Regions from separate parts of the Mus musculus genome. Here region 1 is linked to region 2. A link is a loop called in an ENCODE intact Hi-C map of the cell type or tissue named here. Cell type or tissue: heart. All regions are shown on one strand. Each heading gives the region's core, and the rest is flanking DNA. Links, peaks and the distances in the headings are about the cores only. Region 1 overlaps Slc25a13 (solute carrier family 25 (mitochondrial carrier, adenine nucleotide translocator), member 13). Region 2 holds the start of Sem1 (SEM1, 26S proteasome complex subunit).

What was found. Hi-C counts contacts between places; a loop is a spot of excess contacts. Peaks named below come from ENCODE experiments on the same cell type or tissue, not always from the same donor. Only the 100,000 strongest peaks of a DNase experiment are listed, where the experiment ranks them.
Region 1: a loop joins it to region 2, with 1.9 times the contacts of the local background. A loop is called at or near these places in 1 of 42 quality-filtered maps.

What each region holds. Positions count from the first base shown.
Region 1 is chr6:6,097,046-6,113,792 of GRCm38, forward strand. It overlaps Slc25a13 (solute carrier family 25 (mitochondrial carrier, adenine nucleotide translocator), member 13), which reads right to left. Exons shown (of 18, transcript NM_001177572.1): 10 at 12,892-12,976; 11 at 12,136-12,294. Among named protein-coding and RNA genes, the nearest start is that of Slc25a13, 110 kb to the right of the region's middle. In heart, for the core only: a CTCF peak has its summit at 10,719 (motif pointing right); no DNase peak of the experiment used is centred there.
Region 2 is chr6:6,568,364-6,585,110 of GRCm38, forward strand. Sem1 (SEM1, 26S proteasome complex subunit) reads right to left here and starts at 10,295. Exons shown (of 3, transcript NM_009169.2): 1 at 10,116-10,295. The coding sequence starts at 10,191. In heart, for the core only: no CTCF peak of the experiment used is centred there; a DNase peak (open chromatin) is centred at 10,278; H3K4me3 peaks cover 2,513 bases; H3K27ac peaks cover 1,508 bases.

The DNA of each region.
Region 1 (16,747 bases), core at 8,488-12,487, 470 kb before region 2:
ATGCTCACTGTGCAGTCATTCAGTGATGAGCACCAACAAATATACAGGGCCTTGATATTACAAAGGAACTTTCTGGAACTTGACAACCGGAGGTGAATACAGCAGGTATGGAAAACAAGGGAGAGGAAGCCCTGTGCTCTAGAAATGAGAAGAACGTGGGTCTCCACAAGGAGGCGGTGAGAGGAGGGGGGCACAGGTGGCCACCAGCTGCTGCTTACATCAGAGGCCAGGAGACACTGCCTACTCATTCTGTTAGGTGAGAAGCACGTATGTATGTATGTGTGTATGTATGTATGTACAGACGTGTACACACACACATTTTTCCTTCTCTCGTCCTTTACAGGCTTTCACTATGTAGCTCTGCATGGCTCTAAACTCTATGCAGGACAGGCTGGCCTTCAATCCATGGAGATCTGCCTGCCTCTTTCTCACAAGTGCTGGGACTAAAGGTGCCTGCCACTATGCCTGGCAAATTTATAGTTTTAAAAAACTACTCTAGCTTTGTAGAGACAGTATAACGTGCGCGCACGTGTGTGTGTGTGTGTGTGTGTGTGTGTGTGTGTGTGTACAGCTGGGAAAAGGACATTGGGACACACTACAGTCGCTGCAGTTCTTTACAGCACGAACAACTGGGCTGAACTGAGGAAGCCAAAATAAGATGTTTGAGGAAATACATGAAGAATTCTGTTGGGACCACATGCAGGATTCCCAGCTTGGGAAGGTAATGCCTTTGACATTATAGTCAATAAGACTGGGTAGCTCTGCATTTCTAAACCAAAAATCAAGCTCTTTTTATTTGTTCTTTCTAAGAAAATAAATAAGTAAAAAAAAAAATCAAAGATCAGCCTTCTCTTGGAAACACACCTAGGTGCCCTGCAGCCTGCTTCTTTCTTCTCTTCTTAAGAAGAGCTTCGTGTTCACCTTAGTCCACAAGTTGCACACATCAACTCCATTTGCATCCTCTTCTTAGGGGACGAATATTACTGTGTCCATCCTTAAAGGCATGGCCTGAGGCCAGAGCTTGCTTCCTGGGGGCTGGATGGTTCCTGTGGCCTATGCATGTGCTTGATTGAATAGCCCAAGTTTTTAAACAAAATCCATCTAAGTTCTTTGCCAAGACAGAATGACACATCTGACAGCCTTGGGCCTCTTTGTCATGTCTGTTTAAAGACAGGTGACACTCAATTCTTTAGACAGAATCTATGTATTCAATCTCGAAGGTACCAACCCTACCCCATGGCAGACATCAACAGACCAGTGCCCTGTGTTGGCTTTCATTTTACGTTTTCACTGGCATTCTCACAGTAGAAATAAGCCTCTTTTTGAGCTCATGGCAATATAAAAGGGATGGTAAGAACTAAACACCCCATAATAACGCCATGTTTTAGGAAAAAGGAAAGGAAGTCCATTTCACTGTGGAAGTAAACGATGAGGATGCTGACATTATTGAAAACTGAAGACACACTATGTGCGGGGCACCATTTGAAGTCTCTATTATCCCGTTTAATCCCCATAAGCACCCCTAGAGAGAGGAAACTAGGATTTGCAGGGGTTAATGTCATGTGTTTGGTAAATGGTGAGCTGATGTCAACCCTAAGTTCTTTCTAGTCAAGAGCTTATTCTAGTGGGCACCACTCAACTGCCATGGCATTGATAAGTATCTCCCACCCAGCCTCTGCGGTTCCCTGACATCACCTGCTGGGGTCCCTCGGCCTTTGAATTTCTAACACAGTCTCCACACGGCTACATTTTTCAGATCTTACTCTATTCCTGGGGTTTCTGCTAAGAGGATAATATGCAGGCTACGAAGAGCTAAGCAGCCAGTGACTTAGCAACCTGACCTCTGTGAATGGGAACCGGGCCATCAAGGAGCTCTCTCCAGAAACAGGACTCACTGTTCTCGAAGTAATGCACCCCAATTTGCAAAGGGGCAGAAAAATGAAAGGCTGCCTCAAATGGCACAGGGAAAATGGCCGGCTGGATGCTAGGCAGGTACTAAGGTCACAAGGAGGCAGAGACTATAATAAGCAAAGGAACCCAGTTGGGGCAGTGAAGAGACTGTGGTGTACAAAATATGGGAAGAGGAGAAAACAGTGTAAAAATAACCAAGAACCTTGATGATTGAGAGACAGCCACCACCTTCTGAGCCCCGGGGCCAGGCAGGCTTCAGGCTAACTGCTGTCCTTGACTTGCTGGGAGAGTTGCCTTTACTCAGTGTGGTGATTTAAATAGACTCATGTGTTTGAATGCTTGGCCCATAGGAAGTGTCACTATCAAGCAGTGTGGCCATGTGGGACAAAGTGTGTCACTGGTGTAGGAGCTTTGAGGTCTCTACACTTAAGCTTTACCCACTGTAGACTTAGAGTCTTCTCCTTGCTCCTTTTGGATCAAGATGTAGAACTCTCAGTGCCTCCAGCACCATGTCTGCTTGCATGATTCCATGCTTCCCACCATGATGATAATGGACTAAACTTCTGGAACTGTAAGCCATCCCCAGTTAAATGTTTGTCTTTCTAAGAGCTGCATTGGTCATAGTGTCTCTTCCCAACAATAAATCCCTAAGGCAGCTGCTCTCATGTGCACTAGAAGTCTCTCTCTCCCCCGTACTTGCTACTTTGGGGGATGCTGGGCTCTCTACAGTCTAGATGAGGCACAGCAGCACAGGAGGGAGTGGGAAGAGAACACAGGCTGCTGCTCATGCCCTATGCAAGCAAGCACTTTGTCTATGGTGCACTTGTTTATCAGCCTCTGAAGAAGCAACTTCCAATTCCACGAAAGGCTCTGTTACCACCCAGTGATATATTAATTTCTCCTATGAAAACATAGGCAAATGCCATTTAAGCTAATTCTTACTATCTTACTATCTTCTTTCATTCAAGCCACCCCTCCCCAAGTTTAAATATTTATTTGCTCCATGTATTTTTTTCTCATCATTAAATTGTACAGCAAACCTGAACACACTGTGATTAAAATGATTACCCCTTGTCCGTATGGTTCTTTTAAGTGACTAATACAACCCAGCTAGACTCAAATGGCTGTTGTATTACCTACAGTCACTTCAGTCAGCCTTGAAGCAGACTGAAATTTGTCCTTCTTGCTATAAATATAGTGACACATTTTGAACATCAAAACACAAAACAGAAAATCTCAATTTAAGACTAAAAATAGAGCAAAAATATGTATTTGTGGAGCAACTATCTCCCAATACTTTTTGCTTGTGTCTGATAGAATGAACCGGGAAGAACACAAATGAGATGGGTGGCTTCTTGGGGTGAAAAATCTCAGTTTACAGAAAGGCCTACTTGTCTACCAAAGTACACATGCAAAATATCAAGATCTGGGTCCTTTCAGAGTCAGCGAGATAACTGGAGATGGTGGAGGAATCACAGATCTAATAACAATGGTGCTGTTTATGGCATTCACTGCACACCAGGTATTACATCTGGTGTTTTACATAAATTAATACAATTAATTCACACGATAATCTTTCCCAGTGCAACAGCACCACCATCATGGTCCTCCCCCTCCTCCTCCACCTCCACCTTGTCATCATCATCATCTCTTAAACCATGAAGAAAATGAGGCTGACTTCCAAGGAGCTGCAGGTCCCCTGACTGCTGGATTGGCAGCACAGTTCACCTGGGCAGGTAGCACACTGCTTCACACATTGGCGCTAAGGAGCATGGACCAAATTCTGCAGACACATGGGGTGCCTTTTAAGATGAAGAGTGAGGTGTAAGAAGTAAGAAGTTCTAGCGGCAGTTGGAGATATCTGTCAAGGCCAGAGGTAGTAAAAAAAAAAAAAAAAAAGAGTAATAGTCAGAGATCACAAGCTTCCCTTTAAATGAAGACCTCCAGCAAAACAAACAAACAAACAAACAAACAAGCTACACGTCCACCCCTAAGACCTGGGACGGGTTCTGGTGCTCAGCAAGGCAACAGGAAGGAACCAGTCTTGCCATTCTTGCGCTTAACTCTCCTATGACTCCACTGGAAAGTACTGGTGATTCTGGGTTATCATAAGAGGCTACAAACGGGCCTGGCCACTATCAGCTCTGAGCAAAGGTCTCCTGAAGGAATCATAAAGTGCCAGACTGTGAAAAGCCCAGGGGTGGAGATTCCAATAACTCCGCTTCTGCGTGGTTCCCAGAGAAGGAGCAGAGGATGGCTTAGCAAGCCTCCAGCTGACATCCCAGTTACAGCACCTCATCACAGCCACACTTAAAGCTCAAGAACAGATGTGCTTGACATCTGGGTAGCTCAGCAGAAAAAGCAGGTTTCTAATAATATGTCTCTGGTGGTCCCTCAGAAATTCATTTTAAACCACTCCGAACAGAAACGGGATCTGTGTGTGTGTGTGTGTGTGTGTGTGTGTGTGTGTGTGTGTGTGTGTTGTTTCTAACTTGACAAAACAGCAGTCCATTTTCCAGTCGCCTCAGATGAAATTTATTAGTGTGGTTACTTCTCTAATCTTCTCTTTTTCGTTTAGCTCCATCGGCACACATGGCAATTCTTCCTTGGCACATTTTACCAGAAGGCTGCTAATGCGAGAAAAGATTTACAAGGCACAGAATTAATGCAGTGCTTTCTCTTCAAATTTCACGGGCTGAAAATATAATTCACACAGTTTCTTCTCCCTTAAAGAGGCCAATGAGAACTGAGCTAGAGGCGAGGACACTGAGCCCTCCCCGGGAGCCTGAGCTTCACACAGCACCCCAAAAGGAGGTTCCTGTGAACATCGTGCTCAACTAGAGACCAACTCCACAGTCATGTGCCAAAGAGATTTTCATGAATACTTCCAAAATATTATGCAATTCTTAAGCATCTCAGAGTTGGCCAAGACTGGGGAAAAAAAACTTCTTGTCAATCCAAGCCCAACTAAAGTTTGTTTATTCCACACAGTTAGTAGCAGCTGAATACTGAGGCACAAACCTTAAAGAGAAAGAGAGATCTGGGTTGCAATTCTGGGTTTGTACCTCTTGCTGGTTGAGATACCATTATAACATTTGGCCTCAAAGTCGAGCTCCCCATTGGTAAAACACCAACGCTAGCTGCTGTTTATTTGGATAATCCAGAGAACAAACGTTTACAAAGCACAAGCACCTCTTCGTGTTTACATGTTCCGAAGAGGGCGCTTCTCTCCTCCTTTTCAAGCTGCAGCCTTGCACTGCTTCCGATTTCTAAGAGGCGATCCCGGCTGAAGAACGCTTTTCACTCAGAGGTAGGTAAGGAATACAGTACTACCCACAGGACACCATGCCTGCCCTTGGAGGAGCTCGCCTTAAACAGGGACACCTGGACTGAGTGTCTAGCTGCCCCCACCTACAAAAATAGTGCAGGAATAAGACAAATCTTCAATTGTTTATTTTATGTTAAAGTAAAATCTTTTATTTAAATATTTAAGCACTTCTTGACCTCTGCTGGTAAGCAATTGTTTAAAGTGTAGCTTCTCCTGGGTGACAGAGGAGCCATGTGACTGGGGCCATGGGTCTGAAGCTCCCACTGTAAGGTTTAGCTTCCAACTGTTATTTATTGGCTGTGAAGTTGTCTGAGGGTAAGCTTATCTTTCTGAACCTTTGATTTTATCCCTTCCTTCATGGGAAAGATCATAGTTACCCTTTCTTAGGGTAGTTATGAGGATAAAAATGAGTTTATACAAATCTTCATTACTGCCAAGCACACAGTAAATGCTTCAGAGGTGGACTTCAATCATCATTATCAGTACTATCATAACAACACCGAACATTTATTCTCCATCCTCTTTCTTCATGGGAGACAGACTCCACACAGAGGCTAAGTAAGAAGCCTGTTCCACAGCACTGTCTGCAGCAATCCGCCCATGGTTTTTCATGTTCAGTATCAAGTCTCACAGCAGGTTCTATCTAAGCCTTTCATATTTAGCTTTCCTCTCTAGTAACCATACTGTTCAACCTTTATAGAGGAAGCCCTTCGTGCAACAACACCGGGTGGGTGGCGTCACACCTCCTACTCTGCCGATGGGTCATGAGTACCAGGCTCTCTGGAGAAGCCAGTGAGTGATCAGTGGTTGGGCTGATCAAGCATGGAAGCTGTGGCCAACGCAAGTGTTCTTCTAACCATGCTACACAAGTCAGGCAGGTCCATCAAAGCAACAGGGGCTCTAATAAGGAAGAAACTCAAAACCTAAAGGTTCAAACAAAAGCATTGCAGGGGCATTCTGCCCTGAGAAAGGTGGTGCAGCCTACAACAAGAAGGAAGGCATGCAGGGTGGAATTTGGTAGGGAAAATGAATACACATGACACCCGTAAACCCTTTGAACCCAGTGGCAACCCTCTTGTGTTGTCTTACCCTCCTGACCTCACTGTGGAGGCCACTACACTTGTCCCCAAGTCCCCAGAGAGCACCCCCTTGCTTTGAAAATCAGATTAACCCCCACTGGCTACCATCCCTGCATGTAGCCTGCCTTACAGCTTTGACTCTCATTCCTTTCTCTCCACACCAGTTCAAGCATTCTTTCCTCCCCCCTCCTCTTCCTCCTCCTCCTCCTCCTCCTCCTCCTCCTCCTCCTCCAAGCATTGTCTATTGCTTCTGACTCACACTGCCCCAGGCAGCAGGCTCCTCCACCTTCCCAAACACACTATCCTGTTTCAAAGACTCAGTCCCTTTCTCCACAGGCTCTCCGGCAGGGACTCTACAGTGGCTAGATTATGAGGCCAGGAAAGGGGAGCGAGAAGTAGTTGGGGTTTCCACACCTGTTTCCAGGGTCCCATGCTTTATTAGAAGTTTTGACCACAGTCTACACTATGGTTCAGCATTCTTTTGGGAGTCTGAGTATTAAAACATAAAAAGCAATGGCACCCATAAAGGTCTAGAAGAAAAAGCCGATCTTTTGATGGTTCTATTTTGTCTGGGGCTTCCCAGACTGTTACCAAGTGTCAAACACTCTTCTGTTCTCTAGTGACTTTCCAGATGCTGGCCAGGAAGTATCTAAACTATGAAGTTTCAACTGTTTCCATCTGAACAAGGGCAGCAGCTGCTCAAATACTACAGCTTCATTAGTTTAAACAAATTTGTCATTAAACTCTCCTCCAGGTTCCCAAAATTTGTCACCCTCCCAAGTTTGCTGAGCTCATCACTGCTCCTACCCAGGGCTCCCAGGCCTTCACCAACTTCTCACCATCCAGTGCGGGTCATCTCAGTGTGTGCTATAAGCTGCCTCTGCTCCCTAAGCTTTGGGGTGCCCAAGGTTTCTGCTCAGTCGTGGTTTCCCACAATCAATTATCTGTCCTCTGAGTTCTAGAGTTTAACATCACACATGAAAAGGTGAAGAAACAGGGCAGGGAGATTCGACTCAAGGTAGCCCATTCTGCACAAAATGGACGTTCTGCTGGACCAGAGTGGACCCACAGCTCAAGGCGGTCACAGAGGAACTGTGATGTCTTCAAATACGCACGTGCTATTAAATGATGCCAGTAAGAGTTATGAAAAAATGCCAATGGTTTTATTTTTAGCTTGAAGATTTCTGGGTTCATTTTTATCCACAAGAGCTAAGTATGAAGGAGGGTTCTCATGAGAACCTCATGGAATCTAGATTCAGCCATACACTATAGCAAGAGTCATGGTTTAAACCAACTAGCTGGCCCCCAACTTTCTTCTAGAACATACACAGATCAATGGCTTCCTGAAATATCAACCCATCATCCTCTAGATGTCACCTTAAGAACATGCCAGGATAGAGGATAACTGCTTTGAACCACAAAAAAAAAAAAAAAAAAAAAAAAAAAAATCCTGAAATAAATAATCCTGAAATTTTGCATGCAGGATTCAACAGGCTGACTGGAAAATGTTTTATATTTTGTGGACATTAATTTTCATTTTATTATTTATTTGTCAATAAATAGTTAGCCCAATTAAGGTATGGCTCATAAAATTTATCTAATTTGCTTTTTTGGAATGTTTCTTCTTCTTCTTCTTCTTCTTCTTTTTTTTTTTTTTTTTTTTTTTTTTTTTTTTTTTTTTTTTATTTCAAAAACAGATTTTCGGAATCTCCTGCCAATCAATAGAAACAGAAATCCTTTAAGAAATGTTTGTGATGTACTCTGCTTTCTCTTGAATATATTCGCTGTCTTGAAAGTTCTCCCCATGGCTGAGGCCCCTCAGGTTACCACCTGGGCACTGCAGAAGAGAGGAGGGCGCTGTAAGTCCAGGAGCAGCAATTAGCTGTTTCTGGAACGTTAAGAACACTTGCTTATGGATGACTACCCAGCAATTGTTTCTCTCCGACCAGCTCAGACTCTGCAGGCCAATGAGCTACTTGACTTACTCAAGCAGTCCCCTCAAATCAAGGGACCTGTCAGGGAATTCATTCAAGTCTCAAACACCTTTGAGTGAGTTAAATCGGCCTGGAAACCGGGGAGGAAACAAAGATTTTTAGAGTGACTTTGGGGAATCCTGGATTATCTACTTAGCCTAAGGGTGACATGTTCAAAATTTACAAAAATACCTGAGTCATTTTCTTGTAAAGAAAGCCACCTGCCCTACAGAGGGGTTTGAGGTCAGAGTCCTGGAACTCCTAAGGGGATCTTTTCCAGCAACCGAGAGTTGTGTAAAAAACCCACAGTGGTCCTAGGGATGGAGCTACAGGACCCTACACTGGGCACAAAGAATGAGTGCTCACGAGCTCACAACATTAGATTTCTCAACTCTCAAAAGCACTCCACTGAACTCCATCGCTGGCACTCAGCCTTCCTGGTGACCATGGGCAGTGACTCTGATGTGTGTTCTGACTACCGCCTGGTAACATGCCACACTCTGTACAGATGCCACCAGTCGAAGAAGAAAAAGCCAATGAGTCCTAAAGCACTGCTTGTTCCCTCTGGTTCGAATGGGAACTACTTCTAAATAAAAGACACCTTGCCGTGTTCTTGATGTCGGAGATGTAGCAGGGAGGCATTTAGCGTGGCATAAAAACACAAGGTGAAGAAATGCCTCCTTTGACAGCGCTTGCCACCGTCAAAGTAGCAAACATCGCAGTGTGGGAGAGCATTTGCAGAGATAGTTTCGAATAGGCGAGAAACCTTATTTGTACCAAATTTTCAAATTATCCTATTTAGAAAATATAATGGAGAAATTTTTTATCTCATGCAAATTCTAAAATGTGAGAGAATGCCCAATATTTTATAGCTCCTTTATGAATCAGATATACTCCAGTATTTCAACTACTGACAGTAGAGTACTACAGCAGTGAGTTTATATTCTCTAAGTCTAAACTTGATCACTGTCCTCTATAATTATGAAACTTCAAAAGCCAATTACCTTACCTTTAAAGAAAAATGCAAATAGAACTGCTTAAGGCTTTGCTTTATATATATAATAATGACTTTGCATATAAAGGCCGAGTCTCAGAAATACTTGTCTTTTTATCCCAATTGCTTTCCTTTTTAATAGTGAGCATTTCCTCTGGGTTACCTCCAGTATCACTGGTCTCTCTCTGATCCAATGACACACATTTACAATCACTCAATGATTGTGTACAGTGAACTCAAGAGTTCCCTTAGTCCCTTGGCAATCCAGAAAAGGAATAAGGCATTTTCAGGGCATACTGTCTTCCATCTAACTATATAAATGTCTATCATCTCTTTGCTTATGAACTAAAATAAAGACAGGAACTAAACAAGAGTCTTATTGCAGTCACCTTTTTCTTTTAAAATCCACCCTCTCGCAAAGATAAGCGGCAGGAAGAAGAAAACATAGGTGAGTCCCAATGCTAATCTTTGTATATTCCCATTCTATTTATCCCCACGACAGACAGCTTCAACCCCTGCCCTGAGGGTTCTCACAGCCGAAGCAGGTTGGATAAATGGCTATTTATGAAGCTGGAAACAGGTGAGAGCTATCTCTTGGTACCTGAAATGAGCTCTTTCTCTACACCTGCTCAGTCTGTGGTCTGGAAGTGAAAAGGAGCATGTCTCTTCTCTACCCATCCCCAGCTCCATCCTGAAGGGGAATGAACTGCTCTTTACAGCCCAGTCAGTCATTCAACACGAGGACCCCAGGAGCTCCTCTGTCCACGGGGTCAAAAGGTGAGGTCACACAGAAAGACCTAGATATAACCAGGAATCAGAACCTGCCAGGTGTAGTCACTGAAGAGAGAAAGGACAGAAACTTTAAAAGCAAATCAACACAGGCAAACTGAACACTGCTAGGTGGGTCTCAAACCTTGTAAGACATCCTTGCCATTAATTTCAATACCATGAAAGCCCACAAAAGTGGTGCACGGAGCAACACCAAGATTCGGACATCTACGCACACTAGAGCTTCAAAGCTTAAAAGAAAAACAAACAAACAAAAACATAGAAGTCGGTAATCTGGTCATTTTTGCCTGAGCTACTGTAAAGACGCTTTGTGACATTAACCTTGTACTACATAGAAGCCATTTTATTTGAAAGGTTGTTGTCAACCAAAGAGGAAAGGCATTTCAAATGGAAGGTGGTGACCCTACAGGGGTCATCATTAATCACCCGGGGTCAAAGACTTTCAAAACTGTAATAGGAGGCAGGGGGCAAGGGGAAGAAGGGAGAGAAAAGATCAAAAGGCCTTTGATGAGGGTTATCTACCTACACAATAGCACCTGTGGAATGGAGCCTCTCTGCAGTTGGAAGCCTCCCAGATTCTAAGGTGAATTAAGCCTCCCAGTTTCTGTTCATTAACTCAGCTCACTTTGGAGACTATAGTCAGCAGATGGCAGAAGAGGTCTAGAGGTCTCTCATGGCTGTCACTTTCATTGTACCTCAGTGGAGCACAAAGCACTATTTTCTTTTCCAAGACTAAGCACTACGAAAGGAGGGAAGAATTGTAGCTGGACAAACAGTAGTGGACCGACAGGAAGCTCCTAGCAACTCCACATTTTAGTTTATGAAAACATACGAATCTGTTCTTTGCAAAAAGCAAGCATAGACAGGAAGTCGGGAGTAAGCATATGTTTCCTCAGGCGAAGACAACAGAATAGAAGGTCTGTGGGATTGTTGGCTCAATGGCACAGGCATTCCTTGCTCCTGTTAACACTGTTTAATGAACCTTCCATGTCAAAGAAGCAGGTGGACAGAGAGACCATCGTGGCTATTGTAATGTGTGAGTCCAACCCTTTCACAGGAACGGAGGAGGCAACTAATTCAGGATGAGGTGCAAGCAAGGCTCCAGTAAACACTGGGTTACCTGCCTGACAGGATTTTCCTGATGCAGTGGTCTTAGCACCATCCTGCTAGGCTCATTCCAAGACCCTCAGTGGGTGCTTGACCTTTGACAGTCCTAACGTTGGCTGTTCCATTCTTCCCTATATGTATATACTCAGGGCAAAATGGAATTTCCAAATATGACACAGCAAGAGGTAAACAACAATAACACTAACAAAACAACCATAACTATGTACAGTAATTAAAGGCATATGAGCATGGCCTCTCTCAAAGTAGGGTAGTGTATTTCCTCACTCTTCGTATAATAGATAATGCAAGCGGACACAATGCCTTGGTGATGGGAGGGAAAGAGGGGAGTGGCTGGGAGATGCAATGCCACCGACCTGAAGAGACTTAGGCAAAACAATGGCTGTATTTTGTAGCAGAACCATGAGCAAGTTCACAGGCTAGTACACTACTCACAATTCGTGAGTTGCTCCTTTCTGGAATTTTCTAGTCTGTATTTTTAGAACATGGCTGACCATGAATAACTGCATCATGGAAAGTGACACTACGGGATTGGAGATCACAGGACATTCCAGGAGACTCAAAACTCTGAAGCAAGCTGTGTCTTGTTCCTAGGGTACCTCTCCCTGGTAGATGGGGAGTGGAATACTTTAACAACACAAACAAGGAGCCTTTCAAAAACTCACTAAAAAAAGTGTATAAAAATAATTTATTATTTTAAGAAATCAAACACAACGGAGCAATATAAATGGCTTTCAGACTATGGGCTGTTTTGATTAGCCATGCCCTAGATGCCTACAGCCTACACCCATTAGCATGAATAATTGAGAATCCGCTGGATTTCCATTTGAACACAGGCTCTCTAATTCATTTCAGGCTCTGAGATGGGAAAGCAAACCCTTGGCTCCCACTCCATCTGCACGAACGTCGCACTGCCCCGCTCGGTGCCACACTAACCTCGGTACAGTCCAAAGAAGCCTTCGTAGCGGAGCACCTTCTTAAAGCAGTCAAAGCTGTTTTTATACATGAGCTCGCCCACAAAAGAGCCGGTTGATCTCTGGTTCTGCATTCGAGTCTTTACAAGATCGATAGGATACACGGCAGTGGCTCCGACAGCTGAAATGAAGGGATACCAGTAGCTCAGCCAGAAGTAAGGTAATTTGAGTGAAAGAAATAGGTGGATAAAAATCAAAGAAAAGACTGAAAACAGAAGGGTTTTTGTTTTGTTTTTTGTTTGTTTGTTTTTCGAGACAGGGTTTCTCTGTATAGCCCTGGCTGTCCTGGAACTCACTCTGTAGACCAGGCTGGCCTTGAACTAAGAAATCCGCCTGCCTCTGCCTCTGCCTCCCGAGTGCTGGGATTAAGGGTGTGTGCCACCACGCCCGGCAGAAGTATTTTTTTATGCATAGATCTACCAAACTACCTTTGCAGACTTTTAATTTTTATTCTAATGTCCTCTGACAAGAGGATATCACTAGAGTTTAAATTAATAGCATATCAAGAATGGCTAACCTCACAGAAGGGAGCAAAAATGATCTCTTGTAAGATGCCGAGCATGCCCACGTTTAGGAAAAGCCCCCTTGGCTCTCGTCCACACCTAACAGATACAGGCAGGTTGATAACTGACTTGGGGAACAACCACGGTCAGCAGAAGGTGGAGAATGAGAGAGAAGACCGAAGGAACAGTGACAGTGACACTTAGCCATGACTGACCTCCAGCAATAGAACCCAGTCCAAACCTGTAGGCTGACTCTGCGAGCTGCAGAAGAAAGGGCCGAGCAGCATCACCCGAGGCCTTCTGCTTCACGCGTGCCATAAGCAGGAAGCAAGCAAGCCGAGAAAAGAACAGAAATGCATACGGTCACTTAAAATATCACTCGCTGGACTCTCAGTCTCATATAAAGCAAATACAAAAAGGAGAACTCGGTGCAAGTCCATCAATTCCTTATTAATAAAAGTGTTTGCTGCTAAGCATGGCTGAAATCATACTGAGACATATAATCACCACGTGAAAAATAACATTATAACCAATTTTCAAGTGTTCAATTCTCAGAACGATCATAAAAATGTCAGTGTAAAAACTTATCAAGGAGACATCATTCTTGATTCATCAAACTGGCTTTTTAATTTGAATTTTTGTCTTTGTTTTAAGTGGTAATACTTGGATTAGTAAGAATTATTAAAATGTTGTTCTCAAACTCACTGTTAAAGCAAATATGAGCTTTTGAAACTATAATGACATACACTTAAGTTGAATTTAAACTCTGATGCTGCGATTCTTACTTAAAGTTACTGGAGAATGACAGTGAAGCACAGGGAAAAAAGGAGTCGGCTCTTTCAAAAGCAGCACTCAGTGCAAAACTTCTGGAGCTACACTAAATGACCAATGAGAGAGGATTAAAATACTGTAGTGGTGAGCACAGAGGCACATCTTCACTCCCAGTGCTTAGGAGGCAGTCAGATCTCTGCGATCTGGGCCAGCTTGATTTACATAGCAAAGCCAAGCAAACCAGAACTACAGACTCAAAATTAAATAATAGAATACCATCACTCTTAAAAACGAAAGTACATCATTTAAAATGGTATCCTTAAAGATCAGATGTTGGTAAAGAAAAACGTTCACAAAACTCTTCCTTTTTTTTCTTAAATTTTTTTTTTAAGATATTTTCTTCATTTACATTTCAAATGCTATCCCGAAAGTCCCTCATCCCCCACCCCACCCCCACCCTGCTCTTCTTTTATAAAGAAAATGTGAGGAGTGGGAAAGATGGTTCAGTACTTAAGAGAACAGGCTGCTCTTCCTGGGAATCCAGGTTCAATTCCTGGCACCCACACACATGGCTGCTCACAACCTTGTGTAACTCCAGTCTTTGGGATCTGATGCTTACAGGCATGCGTGTGTTACACCCATGGACATACAAAGAAGGCAATACATTTTAAAAAGGAAAGAAAACGAGCTAAAGGCGCATGACAGGTGGGTAGGTGTTTGTTATATTCCTTTTGTATTTATTAAGTGTTTGAAATATTTCATGGCATTTTCTTTACGTGTGTGAGTGCTTTGCCTGTTGTATATATATATATATACCACATGTGTATCCAGTGCCCATGAGGGTGCAGTATCTCCAAAGCAGGAGTTAAAGATGGTTGTGAGCCACCAAGTGGGTGCTGGGAACTAAACCCAAGTTCTCTATAAGAGCAACAAGTGTTTTCTTTACAGTTGAGCCCTTCATGGTATTAAAAAAAAATTAAGAGAGTAGAATATGAAGGCTTTTGTTGATGGTGTTAAAATTGTTTGTGGATATATATGTATATATACATATATATGTACTATATATACATACATATATATATATATGTATGTGTATATGTAGATATGTATATATACACATATGAAACTAGTATGATATTTTGGCATCTCTATCACCCAGTGACACTCAAAATGTTTATGATGGTCATACTGAATAGATGAATTATAGTTGATAGAATTTTCCTTTTTTTTTTTTTTTGGCCATCTTCCTAAAATTCATATTTCAAGGCAACCAGATAGTTTGTTGTTGCTTTTCTGACCTGTTATCACTAGTATTACTGAGGCCAAACTACTTTTAAATATTGTACTACCCTGTCTGTGTAAATAAAATATTAACTTTGTCACACAGAGTTGTCGAGTGAGAGTGACATTCAGTCAGCACCTAATAACACCTGTTGAATGAATAAATGCATTTAATAAAACTTGTTTTCAGAAGGCTCGATAATTAACATCAGTGAACAATGAAAACAATCACCAACCTCAGCTACCAACCCACTGAATTTTAACTGCTGTCAGGGCAACACAATTCCAATACAATGAGATCATTTGAAATCTTCAGTCATTTAACTGAAAACAGCTTTACAGAGAAATATGCATGTCTAAGAAGGGAAAACATTTCTTCCACAAATTCCATGCGTTGTCTCCAATTCCACCCCTGTAGTCTACCTTCATGGTGACAGATGCATTCAAAGAAAGCACACTATTTTATTTACATGCATGAGAACATGCCATACTAAAGATGCTCTGGCCTCAAAATAATGAATGAGAGTATTTTGAAGATGTTAAAGGAAGGAACCTGCCATTATTGCTAATTCTTCCTGGAAAGGACAAATATGTTCTTAAAATGACACGAAGGGTAAAAGCGTCCATCTGCATGGCTCCCCACAGGCTGTAGGGTGCTAGGATATGCAAAATGCTCATGCGTAGAGCACCTGACTTGCTTGATCTTCCAGGTGCAGTGGGGGTCATGTATTAAAAAAAAAAATCACCCTAGATTTCAGGTAGGTTTGCCATAAATTGCTCTAAACCTCTGAACACCGGCCAATCACTTCCTACTGTAAATCTCTTCAAATTCCTCCAACCCTTTCGAGGCCAGTACCAGCAAGCACCCATTATAAGCCCCCTCAAAGCTGCAGAGGGCACACAGGGAAATGAAGAGGTGCTGCTGCCAGTGGGGAGAGCAGGGGAGATCTGAAACAGTCCCTCTACTTTCCTTAATCCCCAAATTTCTACAATAGCTGGTGGCATGCAGACGAAGAGATAATTACCTCAGACACAGTGTCTGAAATCAAAGGGAGGAGAGAGCAAGGCTGCTTCCTCCTCTGCCCAGGATTACACAGTTCGTTCTCCTGCACCAGGGGGAATGGCTTCCTCTTTTAACCACAGCCAGCTGGTTTCCCAGAGGTGCCTAGTTAGGATTTACCGAGCACACACCCACTCCTTCCATTTCCATGCCGCACACAACTCGCTGCTGCCCTTGGGTGGGAAGGAGCTAAAGTGGTGGTGGTGGTGTGTGTGGGGGTCCTGGCTCCAGGCCTGACAGTCCTAAAAATGCAGCCAGCGTCAACCCATTGTGGTCAAACTGGCGTCGCTGTTCAGACCCAGAGCTCCAAGCCAAAAACAGTTAAGTCTCACAAGATTCGAAGATGGCTTTGCCTTAAAGGAAGTCCTTTTCTTAAAAAAGAAAAAAGAAAAAAAAAAAAAAGACATTCTGTCTGTTCATGGATTTATTTTACAAGCACCATGCAGGCATAGCCCATGCAATGAAGGCATGCTCTCTCAGGCCCAGCTACAGAGCAAGGAGGTCCTGTGTCTTAAGTTTCTGACTCCCACAACTTTGAGACATGGGCTTCTGTTAACCATAAAATAAAACCTAGCATTCCTAACATTGTTTCCACATAGCTTATGAATCCTTTCACAGAGAAAATAGGTCTAAAAGCCTCTGAACTATGACTCCAGACTAAACAAAATTATCTCATTTCGATACTCAGAAAAAAAACGGAAGGCATGGCTGTTAGACAACGCTCTGACAGTACCCCACTGAGGTGCAACGTTATCGTTCATTTAGCAATGCCAGATGCTGCTGGGGACAGTCACAAGAGCAAGTGCTTCATGCCCATATCCCTCAGTACCAGATGTGAGGAAGAAAAGAACTACTTGTTTTTGGAGTGTTGGGATTTCCATTGTTGGGGCCACAGCCCCGTCTTTCTAAGAAACACATGCTCGTATCTGTTCACCAGAAGGTTGCTCAACAACTCCCCT
Region 2 (16,747 bases), core at 7,852-11,851:
TGCTGGATCAAATTTTTCACTAGTCTAATAAAAGTGAATATACTTTTAAATTTTAGTACCTTATCCTAAGAGTAAGTGCACTGACGCAGATTCAGATACCTTCCAAATACTATAAATGAAGACTCTGACAAATCTCTTATCTACATTTATTTATGTATTTATTTATTTATTGTGTGTGTGTGCAGGAAGGTACCTGCCACAGTGAGCATGTGGAAGTATGAAAACAACTTGGCTGTCAGGCCTGTCCACCCACGACAGAGACTCTGGAGCTCAAACGCAGGTCCCTGTCAGGCTTGGCAGCAAGCCCCTCTAACCTGCTGTGCCATCTTGTTTAACACAAGAAATACCTTTCTTTTGAATTACAACTATCAAACATTTTTAATTATTTGATAAAAGCTTTAGGAAAATTAGTCATTTTGACAAATCAGAATATAACATCTATTCTACAGAAGAACTAACAGTTTTGCTTGGTAAATAAGATTATGTACTGACTTTGTTCTGTGAAAATCTTAGCACTTAGTACCTCCAAATGTTATTTCCAATATATATAAATCCTCTAAACCAAATACAAAAGTTATATATCTAGTTACAATTCATGTTATTTCTGAATGCATAACATGGGTACTTTGCAAGAGATATTTGAATTGTTTCAATACTTAAATAGAACAGAAAATTGACTATTTTACTTATTTTAAAGTCTTAGGGGATGCCTTATTACATCTAATTAATATATTAATGTCCTTGAATATATCAATGAATATACATTTTTAACTTCAACATTAACTGTAGTGTTAGAATTATGATCAATTAAATAATTACAGCTATTTACTTCAATGTATCTGCCTCCAGATGTGCACTGCTTTAAAAAAAAAAAAGAGTACCATGTTCTTTACAAGAATAGGTAATTCTAAATGTAAGACTTTGTTTCGAAGTTAGCTTTCTTCTCATTTGCCAGCAAAGAATTATATTTGTGACTACCTTTAAATTTTAAAGAACTGAGACTACCAAATATCTCATTTCTTACATTGACATCACTGTTGAAAAGTCTGTTTCTTAGGTAATGTTTTTAATGTTCTTATCTTCTAACATATGTTCAAATATGAAGTATGCCCCCTTAAGAAAAGCAAACAGTAGGAGGAGGGATGGGAGCAGAGAAAGCAATCAGAATGTGCTGTACAAAATTCTCAAAGAAAACAATAAAAATATTTTTAAAAAAATCAACGAAATTGAATTTCATCAAACAGAAAAATATGTATGCATATGCAGAGCATTACATGATGAAAATATATCAAACTGCACTTATTATCAAATAAACTTACATAGACCAGAGCATTACAAACTACCATGACACAATCTGAAAATGGCGTGCACCAACTCTCTCCTCCTTCAGATTACAAAACCAGAATGGATTCTTTTCAGAACTTTGATTTCTATAGGTAACGCAATGCAAACACATCTATAGTATATTTTACACTCTAATGTCTGTTTAGTAGACAAGGTAGCTAGCAAAGCACCACTGTTCTCCCACTTTCTAACATATCAAAGCAGAGCTTTAGAATAAATAAGCAGAAGCAATCAATAAATGATGGTGCTCCCAAGCCACTGATGAGCAAGCAATTCCTTGCGACAGTGGCAAGGCGTCTAAAATGAATGTCTAATGCTCAAATAACCTATAATAGCCATTTATAATTATCCTTTTAAAAATCTCAAATCTTTTCATCAATAACATGTATTTGACAGAATGTTTCCACTTTGTTCATTTTATTAATCAGTATCTTCAATTTTACTTAATTTAATAGCACTTCCAGAAATCATTATTCTCAAAGTGCCCTTTTATGACTTAAACTCTTACCTCAAATTTTGACCCTGCTTCTTACTACTCAGCGCTATTCATACTGAGCTCCATCATCTTTTTCTTTGGCACAAAGGTACAAAATCAAAGCCCTTGATCTCTTAGTATTCCTGGCACCCCATATATAACTAGCAGACCAACATTAATCAATTGTCTTTCTGTTACTCATATTTTATCATCCTGACTTCACTCCTAATAATCTACTGGAGACCCTTCTTATCTCAGTTATTTCAACAATTTACTACTTAGTCCAGCTGACTTTGGTCTCTACCATTCCAAATTAATTCTCCTGGCTTAATATATCCCAAATAGTTTAGTGTCTATACAAAACTCACATGCCTCATTGTCAAAAGCAAAATGAGCAAATAAAAATAAAAAACCCACACAAGCACTTCAAATCTACTTATTAAGTCCAAAATAATTATGACTTATAAGATTTCCAAGATCAGATCTCTAGCTACGTACATTAACAAATAGTATTTCTTAGTTCCTTTTTCCTTAAATAAATAGATAAACAGCTTTTAAAAATTGCTGAGGGGGAGAGGGGCACATGCCACGTTATATAGAGAGCAGGAGACAACTTAGGACAACTTGGAAGAGTCTCTTCTCTCATTACACCTTCACGTGGCCTCCAGGTAAGGCTTGCAGAGCAAATTGTCACCCACAGCGCCAGCACTAGATCATCTACAGGTGATAAACACATGTGTTTTCACCTCCACGCACTTACCCCCTTCTTTAGGAAGCCCCTTCTTACATTTTAATCTCTCTTTATCTTAAAGATTTATTCATTATTTGTGTGAATGTTCTGCATTCATGTGCATATGTGCACAATATGTATGACCAGTGCCCACGGAAGTCCTAAGAGGAGTCAAATCCCTGGAACTAGAGTTGCAGGTAGTTCTAAGCTGCCATGTAGATGCTGGGAATTGAACCCTGGTCTCAGCAAGAGGTGCTCTTAATCATAGAGCCAACTGTTCACCCAATTACATTCCTTAAACTATCTGTTCCAACAGTCGTAACTCTTGTTTTAAACCCATGGAAGTAATCGTCTCCTTTTTTTGGAACTGTTGTTGAACTTATCATTTAGCTGTGTTTTAACATCCCAACACATGCACACGCACACACACCTCTACAGAAGGAAATGGAAATCCCACTCAGAAGCCCAACAGATAATATAGACTAAACCCAAATTGTTCATGTTTAATCAGGGATATGGGTATGGATGGGGGTGGGGGTAGAGGTAAAGCCTTAGCGATCCTTCCTGGGATAGGCATTTCCAAAACTAAAGCACTCTGCATGGTGACAAAGCCACTGGTCCTTATTCCTCAGCATTTATATTCTTTACTACATTCAAACACAGATGCTGTACAGTTGAAATTTGCGTCAGGACAGTATTTACCTAGTGTGACTCAAGTTATTTTATTTTGCTAAGCCCTGGGTAAAAAGTCTATACCTCACAGAGCTGTTATGAACAGTAAGAGACTGTGTGAAGCATTTGGGACTGACAGTGGCAGCTAAAGTCATTTTCTCTCTGTATTCCTCAGTAACAGATTTTTAGGAAGCAATTAGTATACATCAAATAAATAAATCACTTGTTACATGTTAACCGCAGAAGCACTTGTAAGGTTAAGAAATTCAAGTAGACAAACTTTCAGAATAAAAACAGCTACCGAATTGGATAAAGATACCTGAACTTTAAACACTTCAAAAGAAGATCATATAATTTTCGCAATTTTTACTTCTCCTTTAATATTTTTATAATTCAGTTTGCAATGAGCAAAACTTAACAACCAGGTAGTACTATTAAACACTGCAAAAGTCACAGCTGCTTGCTGTTTGCTCAGTCTACATAAGCACTAAAATGAAACAGTTCATCAGAGAGTTTCCAAAGAACTTGTTTGTGCTGTCTAACATTCTGGCTTATAACTCTTATCTCCTACCTCTGTAGGGATTATTCATTTTGATTTTCATGTATCCCTAAACAATGTATACTATGTATATACAAAGTATGCTAGTTATATGTAGCTATACATTTCCTGTGTCTTTTAATTTTATATGAATAGCACTCTACAGAGGGGGTGAGGGATAATTCAGACTGAATGAGGTCATGAAGGTGCGGACCTCATGATTGGAGTACAAAAAAGAGAAGGCAGCTTTCCTCATTACTGGGAATGACTGCCAACACCTGTCTCACCAGATTGAGTGAGAAAATACAATTCTGTTGTTTAAGCCATCAATCTATAGTATTTTCTTCTGGCAGCCTAAGCAGGCCAGCACAATTAGAAAAGCCTTTCACAACTCAAATTATTATGCATAAATCACAGACAAAGAAACTAAAGATTAAGGCTAGCAATTCAAGGAAAAATATAATAATCTCCTTCAAAAAAAAATCAATAGGAAAGCCTTCTTTAAGGGGCTAGGAGATAGGTCAGATGGGTAAAATGCCTGCAGTGTAACCACAAAGACCTAAATTTGGCTCCTCAGCACCTATGGAGAAAGCTTAGTGCTGTAGTATGCACTTGTGGTATTGGGGAGGAAGAGAAGATCCTGTGGGCTTGCTGGATACCCAGTCTTGCCAAACTGGTGAGTTTCGGGGTCACTGAGAAACCAGCTTCAAAGTATGATAGAGAAGGTTGTCCCTGTGCTAACTTTGGGTGTCTGTGTCTGTCTGTCTGTCTGTCTGTCTCTCTCTCTCTCTCTCTCTCTCTATATATATATATATATGTATGTATGTGTGTGTGTATATATATGCGCACACATCACACACAACTAAAAGAAAAAGGATGAAAATGTCCTGAAATAAAATAATAGAATCTCACTTCTCATACATCCAATTGGTAATGATGAAAATATTCAATATCTGTACAAGAAAGCTTAATAAAGAAAACATAAATTGTAAATGGAAATATGTATCAACATAACTCTTCTCAAAAGGAAATTTGGGAATATATGTTTAAATTTAAAATGCACCTGGTTTTAGATGAAGTGCCCAGGGTAATGAAAGAGAACATTTCTATGAAGAGGCAACATATGTGGTCAGTGTGTCTACAGCCTGGAGAGAGAGAAGAAGTCATCTATACGAGAGAGAGAGAGAGAGAGAGAGAGAGAGAGAGGGAGAGAGAGGGAGAGAGAGAGAGAGAGAGAGAGAGAGAGAGAGAGCTCTTCCACACAGTAGGCTAAGTCTAAAAAAGGTGAGTAGAGCTTTACAGGCCAGCAGAAAAGAGGATAAACAATGACAACACATTTAAGATAAACAGACAATACACTTGAGATACAGTGGCCAGGTGTCTAAGGCAAACAAACAAAAAACCACAAGGAACCTGTGGTCTCAACTCCAAGTGGAGGATCCAGGTAGACTTGTGGTTTTACATATCCACACATACATATAACTGCATGTTCTCTTGTTCCTTCCTCTAGGAGCAATATAACTCTCCCTCAAAACAGCTATTGTATAGATTCAAAATTTTACTTCTTTGAATACATTTATTTATTTATTTATTTGCTATTTTTATTTCATGGGCAGGTTTTTGCCTGCATATACGTCTGCGTGAGGATGCTAGATCTTCTGGAACTGGAGTTACAAACTGTTGTGAGCTGTCTTGTGGGTACTGGAGATGGAACCCCAGTCTTTTGGAAGAGCAGCTAGGGCTCTTAACCACTAAGCCATCTCTCTATCTCTAATTTCTAAAAAAAATGGACATTTGGTAGTTACCTTATTTAGCAAGTAGGCTAAGTATCTTCTTTTAAAGTTTGAGTCACACAAATTTTTTATGTCATACAAGCACTATGCAACTAACTTAAATGTTGGATGGTCTTGTTTATATGACTACTATAATACATTTAATAATTGTTAACACCTAAGCCCCTGTTGGTATAAGGTAAACTAACTGGACAGTATGGAAAACAGTCAACAATGGTCCTGTCTGTCTTCTATATTTATCTAAAAACAAACAAACAAATCCTTCTAATAATTAGTACTAATGTTCAAGTTAATTTTGTTTGTTTTTTAAAGACAGAGTTTCACTCTGTAGCCTTAGTTGTCCTGGAACTCTGTAGGTCTATCTGGCCTTGAACTCAGTGAGATCAGCCTGCCTCTGCCTCCCAAGTGCTGGGATTAAACATGTGTGCCACCACTGCCCAGCCTCAAGCTAATATTTTAACAGTATTCTTCTTGTAACAAATCTTTCCGACCACACCTATGTATAGCACATGGGTAGTGCTTTGAATGAAAACGGCCCCCCATAGGCGCCCAGGGAATGGCACCATTACTCCTTGTTGGAGTACGTTAGGCTTTGCTGGAGGAAATTGGCACTGGAGGTGGTCTTCAAGGCTTCAGAAGCTCAAGCCTGGCCTAGTGACTCAGTCTCCTCCTTCTGCCTTCTATGGATCCAGATGTAGAACTCTCAGCTACCTCTCCAGCACCACGTCTGCCTGTACACCATCCATGCTTCCCCTTTGGCAATAATGGATTAAAGTCTGAACTGTAAGGCAGCCCCAATTAAATGTTTTGAGTTGCCATAGTCATGGTGTGTCTTCACAGTAATAAAACCCTAACTACATATTTAAATTCCTTGGCAACCCACTCACAAAATGATGGCCATTTTTACCTCTATGAGTTATGTGACTGTGATACACTAAAGTACTCACCAGATGATCAGACCTCCGCAAGATGTCCTACTTTGTCAGATACCAGTGAGAGGGCCTTAGTTACCCAGAAGAAACTTCAGGAGATGACTGGCCCACTGTTTGACTCAACTGACAGATTCTCAACTGTATCTTACCCAGGTCTTACCCAGGAATTTAATGGGACAGGGTGAAGCTGTGGGAAGTAGCATACCCCTGATTTTTCGGTGTACGTATGTCTCACTGGTTATAGAAAAATTATACAATAGTTAAGAGCAGAACTCTTGCAAATCCCGTTTCCAATTTCACTTGAAATATTCAAAAAAAGCAAGACAATATAAACCAAATATCTTAGCTCTGGAAAAGGACAAAGCAAACAAATGAAAGACAAAACAATCACTGTTTCTTCCCGCTTTTATCACCCACTTCTAACTGTCAGTGAAAAGAAATCAGCATCCTTTCCATATCTGTCTGACAAGGAAAAAAGTAGTTTCAAGATTCAATTATACAACAGCTTCAATTTTATAACCCACTCTGTAACCACCAAACTAACCTGCATGGATACAATTTGAAATGTTCTCACAAAGTTATTACCTGGGTCTAACACTCTTTCTGAAGGCCTCCAGAAATATATTAAAACCAGCCATATCAAAACTTTCGATCTGAATGGCTCCCTTACAAAGCCTATTCTCACTCGGCATAAACAACTAGAAATTGTGTAGAATACATTACACAAAGATTCTAAACATGATTTTGTAACAGCTCCCTCTGAATGTCCATTATAGTACATACCCACCAATTAGAATAATTTTAAGGAATTGCCAATGGAGCAGATTCAGACTAAACAAGGGAACTAGGGGGATAAATGGAACATTTGTTCCTTTGTACCTTCAGCGACTCATTCCAGATGTTATACTTCACACTGAAGAAGAGCTATTCAATGAAACAATGAGGTCTCCACGCAAACATTAACTTATGGTTTCTCTTCAAAATAAAATTTATCTTTCTTTAAGATCACTAAATTGAAATTCCATCTAGCAGGTTCTTATCTGGGAGGAGCTGTAGCAACAACATTCCCGAAAGACAAACTATGAAAACAATTTAATGACTTGCCTGTGACAAGCTCCACAGTGTACAGTCTACACACAGCCCAGAGAGTGGCCAGCCCCACTTTGGCACACTCTCAAGTAACAAGACTCTTGCAGTAAGACATCCTATAAATGGCACAGATAACTCCAGATTGGTCTAACAAGAAAATGATTCATTTACTCTATTAGTGAGTTTGCCAATTTTTCGTAAAAAGCAATCATAAGAAAAAGTGAGTTTTCCGAAGGGAAAGCACTTGAAAGTAAATCTGGGTATAAAAAAACTTAAAAGACAACTCAAATACTGAAGGATTCAAATTCTAAGAGGTGTTTCTAACATCTTCCCAAATAATGCAAATGCCAAGACTGGTGGTCCATGAACCACATGTCAACAGCAACAGAGAATCTGTATCAGAACAACACCAAAAAATAGGAAAGAACATGTTTACTCTAAAACAAAAAAGGTCTTCTGGGTTTTTTTTCTTTTTCAGATTTTATTTCTTTCATTTAGTTTTTAATCAAAGATTTTAATTTGTAAATATTCACTAATTTTACCCAGTGAATTAATCTTTATATACAGCAAAAATCTTCCTAATATGAATTAAGGCTATGTATCTGTTAACTAAGGAAGAAACACACATGCATAACAAATCATTTAAAATGTTACTTCTCATTCTAAATATAAAGATTCCCCAAGGAACTAGACTCTATACACTCTAACCAAGACAACAAATTTGGAAGATCATTAAATGACACCGTCCTTACACTAAATCTTTTGTGCGTTCTTTTGTCTTTAGACTCTTTGCTTTTCCTTAACATCGATGAGATGTTTAAACATAATACAACTGTCAACACACTCAACAGACTACTGCTCAAAATACAGGCTCTAAAGGACAGACAGTACACTAAAGTTGACAAAAGGTGCTGAAAAACATCTAGTACATCATCAAGCTGACAGTTACCTCTAAATTCTTTCCTAGGTTCTCAGCTATCTAGTTATTTTAAATAGAGACTTGCACTAAAGGTGAGGGTTAAAGTCTGGGTGGGTGCACTGGTCAGAAAGACCTTTTAGATTCTGAGTTAGAGACTTAATGGCAAGAATTTATCTTTATTTTTTAACACGTGAACTCTATTGCTTCAAGATTAGATGCTTGACTCTACAATGCAAAGCAAGTGTCTTAACCGTGCAGCTTGTATGTAATAAGGGATAAGGACCATCTGAAACAAGTAGTTGGAATAAGAAATCTAACCTGCCCTCACTTAGCCAATTCTACCACAAAGCTCTGTTACAGGATTATTAATGAACCTGAAAACAAAACATCAGACTGAACAAATAAATTTATTACCAAAACAAAAGGTAAACTATCCCATCATATATTATAGACTCCTAACTCAGAGGAAATATATCTTCTGAATTGGTTTATGAGGTTGCATAATATACACACTAATGTTCTCTTTCACTAAAACTAAAACACTACATTATACTTAGACTAAACGTTCCTGTGATGTGATTTTATGCGCATTGAGATCATGGTGGGGTAACTAAGTACAATTTTTGTCAAGTGATAATTGCTTGATGCCACGTATGTGCACATGACTAACCACAATTCTCTTCCTATGGTCTTCATGGAGACACAGTCTAACTCACTTTTTAGAAACAAGGTAAAATATTTGGGAAATCTACTCAAAACAATTAGCCAATAAAGTAATCAATTTGAAAAACTAATATGGCAAAAAGAGGCCTAGCAAACAGAAGATAACTGCTGAAGTTAAGGACTTTGGTGTAAATTAAGGCGTCTCAGTTTCACCATTTCCGGACAGTGTTGACACTGGGCCTGTTTCTCCATTGTTCCAAACTTCTGTTTCCTTACGTGAATAATAGTAAGTACATTAATACCTACTTCCTATATTTGTGGAAATGGATTGTGCCAATAGAAGCGAAGCACTCACGTTCCCAAGATCATAGCAGGCTCTTCCAACATTAGCTATGTTATTACCTACAATGAGAAAACTAAAGCATCCCTAGCATTGAAGTTAGTTTCGAAGGCAGATGGTTAAGACTTTTATAAAGCTTGGGTTAATTCACGTGACCGTAAATGGAGAGAAGCAGAAATTGAGGCAAAATCTGTAATGAATACAACACACACGAACGACTCTATCATCCCACTTCTCGGGGCTCATTCGCGCTATCCGAGAGGTACACAGCACTGGCTGCCCTGGGCAACAGTGGGACTCTGAAGTTTACTACCAAGGGGAGGCTTGGAAACCGAAGCAAAACAAGAGACTGTGCAGATGCGGAGAGTCCCGGGTTGAAGTTAAAGGGCCACAAGCTCGCAGCACCGTGGGCCCAGCTTCACCTGGTTCCTCCCAGCGACGAGGCGCAAAACACTGGGCCGCGCCATGAAGCGACGGCTACCGGGACGCGGAGGCCGAGGCCGGGGCCCCCGGAGGCCGCGCCCGGATCCGCGCTGCTGGGCCCAGCTCATTCCCGCAGAGAGCAGGCCCGGCGCCGCCCCACCGGAGGCCCCAGGCCCAGCGCGCGGCCTGGCGGTTACCTTCCGCGGGAAACTCCTCGAACTCGTCGTCCTCTTCCAAGAGACCCAAGTCGACCGGCTGCTTCTTTTCGGACATCGCGCCGCGCCAAGACCCAAGCTGCTCGGACCGGCCGCAAAGTCGGAAGCCTCAGTACTCCGGAGGCGCCGATCCTGACAACGCCGGCGCAACCATAGAGACGAGAGGGAAAGAGCTGCGGGGCAGCGCGAGGAATGCTGGGACAGCGAAGGTCCTCCCAGAGCGTCCTGCGGTTGTAGTAGGTCCTCCCGTCTTGAAACAGTGAACTGTTTTGTTTTATAGTGTGTTCGTTCGTTTTATTATTCATATAGTTGCCTACGTGTGAAAGATTTACAGTGTATTAAATTACTAAAGGCCATTATTTAGCTTACAATCACTAACAGAAATCTGGAAAGATAAAGTAACATAAGTTAAGAGCTTATTACATTATTCCACTACTCAAACCTAGCCTTGAGCATGCTGTTAAATATCTCCACATCACAGGGAACCCGGGACCAAAGGCAGCCAGAGGCACTCATATGCTAGACAATTCTGACTGTCCTCCAACCTTTCCTTTGTGCTGTGCTCCTTGACCTTACAATTGTGTTCCGTAGGGTTTCTGTTCTAACTAGTTGACAGGTTGATGTAAAAAATAAACAAGTAAAAAAAAAAAAAAATGATGTAACGTTGTACTGTTGTTCAAAAGATATGATTTGGTTTTGCTTTCTTTGTTTTAATTGTGACCCATGGAAAAGAACAAGACAATGAAAGATAGGAGAAAAGTTAGTGTCTAACCACACAGTAACACGTATTTGCCAGGCTAATAAATCTGTGTTCTATTGCATCTAAAGGGCTCTTATATGAGGTACTTAATTTCTCTTTAGTATAATTTATTTATTTTCAGCACCACACTTAAGGCTATACATATAACACACATAGTTACAGGTGCAAGAATAACTCTATTTGATATATAAAAATTGAAGAAGGTCTATAAGCCCTACTACTGAGGAAGTTGGGGCAGAAGGCATCCTTGGATACAATGAGTGTAAAATCAGGCTGGACAACTTAGTGAAACTGTGTCCCTAAATTAAAAGTAAACAGAGGGCTAGAAATATATCCCCAATGGCTCACTACCCCGTGCCAGAGAATTTTTAAAAAAACATGGGAAAAATGTTTGAACAATTTATGGATATAAATATGAATATTGTATGTTTTTTTAAAAAGATATATCAGAAAGTAGAAAGTGGAACATATTTTGTAAAAAATACTTTATTTTATACAAACACTCTTTCCTAATTCCATTTCCATTGCTATGATAAAATACCCCGGCAAAAAAGCAGCTCAGGGGAGAAAAGCTCATTTGGCTTATAATTCTAAGTTGTACTCCATCACTGCAGGAATGTCAAGGAAGAAACTTGAAGCCGCTCTCACATCCACAGTCAAGAGCAGAGAATAAATGTGTGCTTGCTATTTGGGTGCATCGCTGTCTCTAAGCTTACACAGTCCAGGATCCCTTGCCTAGGGAATGGCTAGCCCATAGTGGGCAGGCCTTTCCATTCCAATTAATGTAATCAAGACAGTGAGTGATAGATATGACCATAGAATAACCCAATAGTGGTTACCTCTCATTGAGACATTCTTCCCAGATGATTTCATGTGCCAAATTAACAATTAAAACTAATCATTACACTATGATTAGTTTCCTGGTCAAATATTTATTCTTTCTAGATCTTTAAGATTAACTCACCCTGAAGTAAAACCGGAATGTCTTAAGAAATAGGGACTCTTCCCTAGTCAAGTGCACTCTGGATACTTGAAGCTAGCTCTACTGGGATTTTATTCCTATTATGGCAACAAGACAACATGAGATCCCTATAAAGTGTTTTATATTGGGGGGAGGGGGGTTACATCATAAATTAAAAAAAAAAACTTTTATTAACAGTAAGTATGTCATACAATGTATTTTGATCATTTGGTCAATTCCAAGTCCTTTTCCTGACTCCTCAAAGAACGATTCTACCTCACTCCCCAATTTTGTGTCGTCCTTTTCATTTTAACAACTCCTCACCTTCAGTTTGCACTGTCTGAATCCGCCTGGATGTAGGGCCATCCATTGTTGATTATGTAGAAGCGAAACCTTCAAAGAAAACTGACTCTCTTTGCCCCAGGAACCATTAGCTGCCCATAGTTTCTCAGTTTGAAGTGCTTCCCCTTCCAGCTGATGCCTACCCGACGGACTGGTTCTTGTGCAGGCAAACAGCTATTTTGAGATCAATAAGTACAGCAGTCCTGTCATGTTCAGAAGGCACTGTTTAGCTCTAGTCCTCTGTGACCTTCGGCTCTTACAATTTGTCCACTTCTTCTATGATAGTTTTTGAACCTTGGGGAGGAGGTGTGACATAGACGTCCCACTTGTGGATGAGCATTCTGCTGACACTTTAACCTGTTTCTTTGACCAGGGACTGTCTGTCCCAGCTTGGGGTTCTTGGCTAGATTGGCAATGTCCGGGATATGTTTTCTTCTGTGAGCAGGCTTCAATCGCATCAGAAATAAATTGGTTACCTCCATGCCATTGGTGGCACTCTTGTACCCGGGGGCATACCTTACCGCACTGTTCATTACTGAATCTCACAGCATTTACAGCTAGGTAAGACTGCCACCTGACATCTTCCACCCAACATCTTACATAACACCTTCCCGTCTCATGAAAGCAGCCAGCAGGAAGGGAGCTTCGTCTCCACACTAAGTGGATTTCTCCACATCTTGTCACCAGGGGCATCTTAGTTTTATGGCTGAACTTTTTTTTTTTAAATCGATAAACCAGTAATGGCATTTGAAAGCACAGGCAGCTCTCTTAAGAGAGGAAGGTGTTTGTTTTTAGAGGGGTCTTTAGTAAGACATAGTTGTAACCCTTCCTGGCTTGGAACTCAACATGTAGACCAGACTGTGCTGCAAGTCACAGACCTCCACCTGCCTTGCCTCCTAAGTGCTGGAATTAAAGGTATGAGCCACCATGTCCAACATTCTTGATGTTCTGTTATACAGCAAATTTCTAGAAATTACTCATTATATAATAAAATTTTCAAAGAATTAATGTTTTTAAAATTAAGGTTTCAAATACCCTCTCTAAAATGCTGTTTTGTTTTGTTTGTTTTTTTTTTTTGTTTTGTTTTTGTTTTTTCAAGACATGGTTTCTCTGCATAACCATGGTTGTCCTGGAACTCACATTGTACGCCAGGCTGGCCTTGAACTCTTAGATTCACCTGCCTCTGCTTCCCAAGTGAGGGGATTAAAGGGGTGTGTCACCTACCTTCTGGCTAAAATGCAAAGAATTTAAGAGATTAGATCTTAAGCTGTCTTCTTACAATAAATAATAATAAAATAAAAAAATCCCAAGTAGGGTTTAGACTCAGCTTCAGGTATCCCAGGTCTGCTTGCAACACACTAGTACCCTTGACTCTGGGACCCACCACTGTATTTCCTGTTTCTATGATCACCTTTTAATGATACACCATTTCATGTTTCAGATCTTCAAGGTCTCTAGGGACCCATACTCAACAGGCTGTGTCACTGTGGTGAGATTTTTCTCAACAGCCTATGTCACTGTGGTGAGGTGATGAAAACTTGGAATCTCGTACAGGAAGTTAGTCGTGGGAACATGCCCTTGTAGAGAGTGTAGATAATGCATTACACAGATAAGGCAGAATTTCCTTTTTCTTAAGATCAAATTCTGTTGTATACCATATTCTAAAATTCATCCACTGACACATATTGAGGTTATTTCTATATCATGACTCTTATGAATTATGCCACAGTAAACGTGAGATTCCAGCTAACTCATCCGGCTCCTCCTCGTGATTCCTTTGCATATGTAGTCAGGAGGAAGGTCGACAGTAGGGTCACCTGTAGTTCTAGCTTTAATTTTTCCGAGGAGCATCCACCATGTTTTCCACGTGTGCTGTTTCCTTTCTCACTCACACCATACTGTACAAAGCTCTCATTACTTCACATCTTCATGAGCATTTGCTGTCTGTGCTTTTGGCTAATTCTAAAAGGCATGACGTATTATTTAATTGTCCTTTTTGTTGTTGTTTTTGTTGTTGTTTTCTTGTTGATCAGTAATGGTGAGACACTTTTCATGTTGCCTATTTTTATGTCTTCTTTGGAAAAGTCATTTGTTTAAATTTTGATTGGGCTGCTCTGGGTTTTACTATTTAATGTTAGAAGCTTTCGTTTCTGTAAAGAGATATCAGATGTTTGGCAAGAAAATATTTTCTCCAGTTTGCTGTGCTGCCTTTTTATTGTATTGGTTAGTTTCATTACGTTGCACAAATTTAGGAACTTTTGAGTTTTATCTTCTGCTTGTCTGTTTCTGCTTTTGTTCTTTATAGTTTATAGTCATAACCCAGAAGCCATTGAGTAGACCAATGGCTTGCAGCTCTTCTGTTTCTATCTAAGTGATTCATGTGGATTGGTGTGCATGCATGCATGTGCCTCTGTGTGTGTGTGTATGTCATTAAACTTACTGAGTCAATATTACTACTATTTGATATTAATCCTGGGCCTTGAAAAGAATTTCAAAACCAATGTAAAAAGATATTCTTGGTGGGTGGGGGATGTCTTTTTGTCACAACAAAGCAAAATGTCTAGATACATAAGATAGAAAAATTATAATTTTACAGTATCTGATCTTATTGTAATTAGCAATGAGTAAAGAAAATATGATATAAGCCTAAAAGTTAATAATGAGAAGTACTTAATCTACCATGAAGTGAAAGTGCAGCCCCCAAAACCCATCTTGCACCAAAACACATGTTCAAAAATAGATATTTGCATGCCCAAGACTTGTTTGAAAAGGCGATTATGGTCTCAAAAGCAAATCATAAGAATTTTAAAAATTTTGTAAATGCTGTATTGATATGACAGACAAGAACCACTCTGAGGGAATCATTATGGTTTGGGAAATGATATGCAATTTCAAAATCATCTAAATCATTTCAATTGCCTGTATTTACATTTATATAATGGGTATTTATAATGGTGATTATTTTAGAACTTACCTTGTTTTGCAGGATTGCACATTGGTTTCTATGGGAACCAAAATGGCTCTGAAGAGAAGCATTTTAAGAACTCTTTTCACATTCAGTGACTGTTTAACTGAACTGTAAATTCTGTTTGTTAATGGTTTTTAACACTTAAATTTTAACATCTCAAGAAAAAAGTTGAGCATTTTAACTTTATAAATCATTTTAAATAGTTAAAAAAAATTAATGAAACATCTGGTATATTGCAACATTTTTACAAAAACAAAATAATTAGCTTTAGGAGCTAATGACCTCTTCCCTTTATTGAATCCATCAGTGATTAAGTCACGCTGGCCACGTGTTATTTGCTTTTGGAAAACTCACACAAAGCAAAGCTTCCTGTGATACATTGTTTCTATACGCTTTATCTGCTAATGAGATATGGATGTCTGTTTTCTTGCTTTGTATAAATCCTTATGTAAACAAATTGAAATCTTCTGCTTTTAAAGTTTTCCTCTACCTACATCTCACCCAACCTGCGATTGCTTACTGAGGTCCCCTGTTGTACCTTGACTGTGAGAAGGGATTCTATCCCTGTTCCCACACCACATGGAACTTATTTTTACTGAATTTTAAAAACAAGCTCCTAAGTCTTTGAATTTCAATTTTTCTTTCCCTTGGACTAGATTTGTAGATCATAAAAATCCAACATGTAGCTTATGTGTTATATATTTTTTCAGTTTACTGTATTTAATTTTTCCCCCACATTTTATGTTTCTCATAAACTTTATTTAATTGCCTGGAAAGATGAAATTTCACTATATGTTTATTTAATTCAGTCTCCAAATAATTGAAGCCCACTAGAAAGAAGAAAAACTTATTCCAAACAAGTACTAAAACTTGAAGTTTTGCTTCTACTCAACCTGTAAAGGGACACCGCCCGCGAACACATGGCATCTCATAACCGTACCCAGTTTCCAGAATTTTCCCAGTTGTTGCTGACATATAATCTAGGTTCCCAAATCGAGAAAGCACAGATCGCTGGCACCGTGTCAGGTGGGGGATGAGTAAATCCCAGGCTGTCGGATTTGCTTTTTTTCTGCTTCTTTTGGATTCTGGGTTTCTTCTTGCTGTTGCCTGGTCCTGATGTTGGATTATTGGTCTTTGAATAGTTTCAGAAATGGAGCTGTTAGGATCTCTGTGATGAAGATACTATTCTGTAACTTGGCTGGGTGGATAGTCTATGAGATTGTGGTGATTTTAAGCTGCCTTAAAAGTATTTTGGCATTGAATTATCACATGATATCTCATGAATATGTGCAGTTATGAATAACAATTTTTAATAGTTATAAATGTTTATATGAGATCAATTATGAATTGCCCCACAAATACATCAGAAACTGGTAGCCAGGGTTTAGGGAGAAATTATCAATTGATTGTGTGTTCAGCTCTTTGTTTTTCTTTCTTTTGCACAAGCTCAGGTTGTTTATTGTAGGGGTCACTGCGGGCGTACATCCCTTTGAGTGTTCTGGTTTTTAGGTTGACCTTAACTGAAGTAGCTAGAACACAGTGGAAATACAAGTCTAATGGGACTCTTTGGAAGAGAGAGATTT